Regions from separate parts of the Homo sapiens genome. Here regions 1 and 3 are each linked to region 2. Evidence: read pairs that join two places in POLR2A ChIA-PET (ENCODE). Cell type or tissue: PC-9. All regions are shown on one strand. Region 1 overlaps LRP1 (LDL receptor related protein 1). Region 2 overlaps LRP1 (LDL receptor related protein 1). Region 3 has its middle 4.3 kb from the start of NEMP1.

Evidence for each region. Peaks named below come from ENCODE experiments on the same cell type or tissue, not always from the same donor. Only the 100,000 strongest peaks of a DNase experiment are listed, where the experiment ranks them.
Region 1: POLR2A ChIA-PET joins it to region 2 with 25 read pairs; 7 of 35 experiments call an interaction of 5 or more read pairs at or near these places.
Region 3: POLR2A ChIA-PET joins it to region 2 with 33 read pairs; 13 of 35 experiments call an interaction of 5 or more read pairs at or near these places.

The regions. Positions count from the first base shown.
Region 1 is chr12:57,147,692-57,150,191 of GRCh38, forward strand. The region is part of intron 6 of LRP1 (LDL receptor related protein 1); the gene reads left to right. Among named protein-coding and RNA genes, the nearest start is that of LRP1-AS, 1.3 kb to the left of the region's middle. RefSeq lists an enhancer at 1,328-2,255. In PC-9, no CTCF peak of the experiment used is centred here; no DNase peak of the experiment used is centred here.
Region 2 is chr12:57,212,510-57,215,009 of GRCh38, forward strand. It overlaps LRP1 (LDL receptor related protein 1), which reads left to right. Exons shown (of 89, transcript NM_002332.3): 89 at 1-852. The coding sequence ends at 46. Among named protein-coding and RNA genes, the nearest start is that of NXPH4, 3.0 kb to the right of the region's middle. RefSeq lists a silencer at 880-929 and an enhancer at 2,163-2,500. In PC-9, CTCF peaks have their summits at 993 (motif pointing right), 1,983 (motif pointing right) and 2,186; DNase peaks (open chromatin) are centred at 982, 1,412 and 1,892; H3K4me3 peaks cover 891 bases; H3K27ac peaks cover 1,358 bases.
Region 3 is chr12:57,081,873-57,084,372 of GRCh38, forward strand. It overlaps a transcript of NEMP1 not described here. Among named protein-coding and RNA genes, the nearest start is that of NEMP1, 4.3 kb to the left of the region's middle. In PC-9, no CTCF peak of the experiment used is centred here; no DNase peak of the experiment used is centred here.

The DNA.
Region 1 (2,500 bases), 65 kb before region 2:
GGAGCCTGCCCCAGAGAAAACTCTGGAAGCAGAAATAGAATAGAAAGAAGGAAGGAGGCCAGGAAATGAGCCTGGTTCACATGTGTCCTGGGCCATGTGAGTCAGACCTGTTGTGGAGTCCTGAGAGCCCCCGAGGGCCCCCCTGAGGCCCTGCAGTGTGTGAACATTCCTCTTCAATGCCCCAGGGCTGCTGACCCTCCTGCCTCAGGCCCAGTGTTATCCCCCTGGATTGGGTGGGTCATCTCTTTTCCTCCCACCTGAGATTACCTCCCCCTCCCCTCTGCCGCTGGCCCAGTGGTTTGGGGAGGTCTATGAGGCTCGAATTCCAAGACCAGAGAACTCCATGGTGAGAGCCGGAAGAGAAGGCAAGACCCTTGGCCAGTACCAAGAGCAGCCCTGGCTTTCACTACTGCTTTCTCAAAGGGGCTATGCATTGATTTGATTTTAGATGGTACCTGGACAAGCTTTTTTTTTTTTTTTTTAACTGTTATAGTTACGTTTTTATTTGATATGCATTAGGAAACTCCTGTAACTAGCACATCAAATCTGTTACTTCAGCAATTGTTTAGCATGCAGCGAAATAAGAAAAGTAAGTTAATTGAAATAACTGGTAATAAACAGTAGCGCAAGCTGTACATAAGCATGGTAGACATTTTGAAAGTGATACACAAAAGACTAAAGTTCTGAAAATTGAGGCCCAGAGGGATCAACAGGCCTGATAGTCCCTTAGTCAGGAACCAGGCCTGCGCACTCTCACCCCCACCTCTGACCAGTCTCTCAGCTCCAGAGGCCTATGGAGCCTGTAACCCAGCTTTGTCCAGCCTCCTGCCAGGCTGCCCCTGGGCAGGCCTGGTGGTGCAGTCTACCGACCCCAGCCCAGCCCTGCATTTCCTAAGCTGAGCTCCTCTGATCTGTATTCCCTTCACCTTGGAGGATGCCACCACTGTAGAAAGAATGAGGCAGACTGCAAGATTGGGGTCCTGGGAACATGGGTGTGTATGGTGAGGGGAGGTTCTGAGGTTGTAAATAGAGGCCTTGAAGGAAATCGGGTTTGCTGAAGTCACTCAGGAGTTTGGACTGTGTGTGAAAGGATGGTCTGAAGGGGCTCTCAGAGGTCTCAGGGTTCCCCTCCCTGCACCATGCTGCATGGGGAAGAAGGAGGTGGCTGGGGAGCTCAGCAAAGGGCCCCTAGGCTGCAGGCAGCAAGGTTGCGAAATGGGTCCCAGGTCCAGCTGGCCAACTTCACTTTTCCCTTCCTCTCCCTTTCTTTTATTTATTTATTTTTTTAGTGTGTGTGTTTTCGAAATCACAACAGGAAATGGGGTAGTGATTTGTCTAGAGGGGAGGCAAAGAAGGGGCAGACAGCAGTCCCTCTGAGTCTAATGAACTGGCTGCTGCTGCTGGAAGGGGTGCTACCTCCCCACTGTGCTGGGCACCCCTGGACCCTCTCAGCCTCCCACCCTGCCTACAAAGCACTTCCAGACTTCACATGTGAAAGCTAACCATGCCCATCCTTGGCCTTTCTGACCCATGGGATGCCAGGCTGTTTGGGGAGGGGTGGCTCTAGCCACCCCACTCTTTGGCCTTAGGCCCCCTGCATCCTGGCACTTTTGCTTCCCATTCCTGTTCTGAGTTTCCTAATCATTTAACAGCTCACTCTTGCTCCTCCTCTCTCCTGGCCCGGGCCAGCCCTGTGTCTCCCGGCCCAGATCCAGCCCTGTCCTCTCCTCCCCCGCTGTCTCCTTGAAATTGCCTCTCCACCCAGACTGCTCCCAGCACTCCCCTTGCTGTTTTCAAGCCAAAGGAAGTAACTTAAGCAAGAGAGATGTGTTTTAGAGCCCGGCAAGGATTTCTCAATAGAGGGAAGACCCTAAGATGGGCTGAGTGGAATCCAGGCATCATCCCTGGGATCTAGGTCGAAATGCCTCTTGGGGACCTAAGCCAGGCAGGGGAAGGTAGCAGGACATAACCACAGGCTGGAATCACAGGCAGGAGCAGGAAGAGAGCCCAGGAGAACGAGGTGACACAACACGGCTAAGCTCCAGACTGGCTGGTGGAAGGAAGAGCTGAAGTCGGGACCCAGCAGGAAACAAGGAGCATGAGGCCACATCGTTTAGCAGAGCTTCTGCCAGGCTCGCCAGGAGGTCTCCTTCCCACCTTCGAAGTCCTCAGACTCTCCGCCATCTCTCCCAGGCCCAGGCGAGATCCCTGAGTAGGATTACTAGACAGACTGTCCTCTCCCACTGTCTTGGAGTGTCCCAAGGCCAGAGAGGCAGGATCCTGGCAGTAGAAGAGAGGGGGAAAATGATGTCCCAGCTCTAGAACAACAGACTCAGTCTTCAATAAATATTTGTTCAATGGATCAATACATGTGTGTCAGACGCCTGAGACAAAGACAAAAGGCAGCGCTCTCCTTACAGTATTTGCAGTCAGGTGAAGAGGCCATGATCAAAGAAGCTCCAGAGGCCTATGGAGCCTGTAACAGGAAAACTTCCTTCTT
Region 2 (2,500 bases):
CCTGGGCCGGGGCCCTGAGGACGAGATAGGGGACCCCTTGGCATAGGGCCCTGCCCCGTCGGACTGCCCCCAGAAAGCCTCCTGCCCCCTGCCAGTGAAGTCCTTCAGTGAGCCCCTCCCCAGCCAGCCCTTCCCTGGCCCCGCCGGATGTATAAATGTAAAAATGAAGGAATTACATTTTATATGTGAGCGAGCAAGCCGGCAAGCGAGCACAGTATTATTTCTCCATCCCCTCCCTGCCTGCTCCTTGGCACCCCCATGCTGCCTTCAGGGAGACAGGCAGGGAGGGCTTGGGGCTGCACCTCCTACCCTCCCACCAGAACGCACCCCACTGGGAGAGCTGGTGGTGCAGCCTTCCCCTCCCTGTATAAGACACTTTGCCAAGGCTCTCCCCTCTCGCCCCATCCCTGCTTGCCCGCTCCCACAGCTTCCTGAGGGCTAATTCTGGGAAGGGAGAGTTCTTTGCTGCCCCTGTCTGGAAGACGTGGCTCTGGGTGAGGTAGGCGGGAAAGGATGGAGTGTTTTAGTTCTTGGGGGAGGCCACCCCAAACCCCAGCCCCAACTCCAGGGGCACCTATGAGATGGCCATGCTCAACCCCCCTCCCAGACAGGCCCTCCCTGTCTCCAGGGCCCCCACCGAGGTTCCCAGGGCTGGAGACTTCCTCTGGTAAACATTCCTCCAGCCTCCCCTCCCCTGGGGACGCCAAGGAGGTGGGCCACACCCAGGAAGGGAAAGCGGGCAGCCCCGTTTTGGGGACGTGAACGTTTTAATAATTTTTGCTGAATTCCTTTACAACTAAATAACACAGATATTGTTATAAATAAAATTGTAAAAAAAAAAAAAAAAAAAAAGGCCAAAAAAAAAAAAAAGAAAGAAAAAAAGCCGCTGGTGTCTGCCTGTGTGTGAGAGACGCTGGGAGCTGGGGCTGCGCTTTCCTGCTTCGGCCACCAGAGGGAGACCTGCCCCGTGCTGGAGGCAGGCTGGCGCGTGGTTTTTAGTGCCCTTCTCCCAGGGCCCTCCCCCTCTCCATCTTACTGTGCCCGGGAAGCGGGTGGCACTGGACTTGACATGGAAGATCTGCTTCTCCTGGCTGTGTGACCTTCAGCCATGACTTCGAGTCTCCAGATTTTGTGTTCCCTCTGGGTCTAGGACACTAACTCAGATCTGTTTCTCTGCATTCACTTCTACCAGACACCACCCCCCTACCCAAAATGATCACCCACAGTGAGAAGCCCCACTATAAGAAGTGAATACACTGAGGCTGCAAAGGTTTTCTCATCCTTCAGGGTCCTCCCATGCGGTTCTCTCTGCCTGAGTCTGCTCTTGAAGCACTGACGTCTCACTTTGTGGAGACTAATGAATCAAATGCGAAGTAAAATGCTGCATTCCAGAGCCAGGTGTCTCCTGCGGTAAAGGAGAGCTGGGAAGACCAGTTTGCCAGGCCCTCTAGGCCCCCAGCAGCTCCAGCTCACCAATCATTTCAGTCATTCCAGGGGGTAACAGGAAAAAACTGTCAATCAAAAGTGTCCAGGTCCATTTCAACCCCTGCCTAGAGGGGGAAACTTCTTGCAGAAAGTTGCACAGTTTACACTGCCCAGGACTAGAGAGGGTTTGAGTCCCAGTACAGCAAATATGAGCTCAGGAAGGGTGGCTGCAAATGTCTGAAGATCCCTTACCCAACTCCCAACCAGGAAGTGCTGCCTTTCATTCCTCCTCCCTCACTGGTTCAACTCCAGGAGATTCCTCCCAGGCTTCCTTCTGCCTTGGGGAAGCTACAAGTCTAGGCACCTGTGGAAAGAGGAGCCCTCCCCTTCCCTTCTTAGCCTTCAGAAGCTCTCTCCAACCTCATCCTCCAAGCCAACTCTGAGATCCTCCCCTGCCTTCAAAAGGGCCCTGGATGGGCAACTGCGGGGAAACAGAATCCGTGGTTGCCGAGTAGGAGGTCTGTGTCCCAATCTGGCCACCAGGTGGTGTCTGTACGCCTGGAGCACCGCCTATCCTGAAGCCCCACACAGCCCCCGCCTCAGCACTCATTATGCACCTGCGGGGGACCCCAGCCCAGTCTCTCGCTTCCTTCTCTCCGGCTATTTTGCCACACCCCTCCACCCTCTGCCAGCCAGCTCCCCTCCCTGCCCCAGCGCCTGCCTGCTCCCACCACCACCAGCCCCAACCCTGCCCCTCTGCCATCGGTGCATCTGGTGCCCCCCGGGAGCCACTGATCTCTGCCTGTCACCTCAAGATCCTGGGCAGAGCGACAAGGGACCCCCGCTGCAGCTTGGAAGGCATACCCCTCCAGTCAGCATCCCCCACTCCGCCTGTCAGGACCTGCTAGGAGAAGGTCCACCAGGAGGCAGTTTCTCAAACTACCCACCCGGGAGGCAGGTGGGAAGCCCTCACCTTGGCCTGAGAGATGGGAAGAACCAGGGACAGAGGCTGAGAACCAGGGACAGAAGCTGATACCGAATGAGAGGCAGAAACCCAGAGGCGGAGAGACAGGGG
Region 3 (2,500 bases), 130 kb before region 2:
CTCCAGCCTGGGCGACAGAGCAAGACTCCGTCTCAAAAAATAAGAAAACAAAAAAAAACACGGAGGCTGAGCATGGTGGCTCACGCCTGTAATCCCAGCACTTTGGGAGGCCAAGGCGGGCGAATCACGAGATCAGGAGTTCAAGACCAGCCTGGCCACCATAGTGAAACCCCGTCTCTACTAAAAATACAAAAATTAGCTGGGCGTATGGCGGGCACCTGTAAACCCAGCTACTCAGGAGGCTGAGGCAGGAGAATCACTTGAACCTGGGAGGCGGAGGTTGCAGCAGTGAGCCAAGATCAGTGCCACTGCACTCCAGCCCGGTGACAGAGTAAGACTCAGTCTAAACAACAACAACAACAACAAAAACTCAAAGGAAATCTGAATAAACTGTAGACTTTAGTTAATAATAATGTTTCAATACTGTTTCATTAATGGTGCTAAATGTACCATACTAATGTCAGATAATAATTGAGGAAATTGAATGTAGGGTATATAGGAATTCACCATATTATCTTTTCAATTTTTCTGTACATGTAATGTTTCTAAAAATAAAGTTGGCTAGCCTCAGTGGTTCACACCTGTGATCCCAGCACTTTAGGAGACCGGGTCTGAGGATGGCTTGAGCCCAGGAATTCAAGACCAGCCTGGGCAACATAGTAGGACTCTGTCTTTACAAAAATACAAAAATTAGCCAAGTGTGTTGGCACGTGCCTGTAGTCCCAGCTGCTCAGGAGGCTGAGATGGGACGATCACTTGAGTCTGGGAGGTTGAGCCTGCAGTGAGCCATGATCATGCCTCTGCACTCCACCCTGGGTGACAGAGTAAGACCTTGTTGCTAAAAAAATGAATAAATTGGGCAGGTGCAGTGGCTCATGCCTGTAATCCCAATGTCTTGGGAGGCCGAGGCAGGTGGATCACTTGAGCCTAGGAGTTTGAGACCAGCCTGGGCAACATAGTGAAACCCCGTCTCTACAAAGAATACAAAAAAAAAAAAAATTAGCCAGGTGTGGTGGCATGCACCTGTGGTCCCAGCTACTTGGGAGGTTGACGTGGGAGAATCACCTGAGCCTGGGAAGTCAAGACTGCAATGAGCTGTGATTGCACCACTGTGCAGCCTAGGTGACAGAGTGAGACCCTGTCTCAAAATAAATAAATAAAATAAAATAAAGGCTAATATATATGTATAGATATGTATATGTATTTTTTTATGTGTAGGTATATATACACATATATATACACATACTTCATTTTTTTTTATCAGGCCCCATTCTCATCATTCAGAGCTTGCTCTTTGGTTTTCACTAAAGCAAATCCAGGGGAACTAATTTCAGAAGATCACTGACCACTGACTATTAAAATATATAAATGAAGTGTATGGTAATGAGACTGGCTGTCCATAAACACATTACAACTTATCATCCAAATGAGTGCTGTCATTTCAAGATAGTCATTCAAGAAGCTTTTAGCTTTGTTTTAATGAGGACACTGCTCAAAACAACAAGAATCTCCTTCAGAGTCTATAACACACAATGCAATGAATATTCATTATCTGCAGGTGGATTGGATTTATGCAAATAGCCAAAAGAACTCAGGCCAACACTGATGAGTAAATGGGGTGGGAAATCTGGATGGTTAATGTGTTTCAAAATTTTTTGGATTTTTGAAAGATAGTATGGTGCATATACAAAATATAAAGCAACAATCCCAATGCATCAGGACAGCACCCAGTAATCAAACAAATTAATATTTCTGGAATGACACATATGACTTCATACTGTGGTAAGTGAAAGATGGAAAAGTGAAAACTATAAATAACCTTATGTAAGTTTAGGTCAGGTTCTGCCACAAAATAAATTCAGTTCAGATTAGGTTTTATTGTCAAATATGTTATGAAAAAGATTTTGTTTTTGTTTTTGAGACGGAGTTTTGCTTTTATCGCCCAGGCCAGAGTGCAATGGCGTGATCTCAGCTTGCTGCAACTTCTGCTTCCCAGGTTCAAGCGATTCTCATGCCTCCACCTCCCGAGTAGCTGGGATTACAGGCGCCCGCCACCACGCCCAGTTAATTTTTGTTTTCTTCTGTTTTGTTTTGTTTTGTTTTGTTTTGAGACCGAGTCTCACTCTGTCACCCAGGCTGGAGTGCGATGGCGCGATCTCGGCTCACTGCAACTTCTGCTTCCCAGGTTCAAGCGATTCTCGTGCCTCCACCTCCCGAGTAGCTGGGATTACAGGCATGCGCCACCACGCCCAGGTAATTTTTGTATTTTTAGTAGAGACGGGGTTTCGCTATGTTGGCCGGCTTGTCTTGGACTCCTGACCTCAGGTGATCCACCCACCTCAGCCTCCCAAAGTGCTGAGATTAAGGGCATAAACCACAGTACCCGGTCAAGCTTTTGGTTTTCATAATTTTTTTAAATTTAGGAATTGTGGATAAAGGATTTGCAGGCCACGAATATTTGATGAAGGCTATTCCAGAGTTTTGAGAAGGAACACTCCAT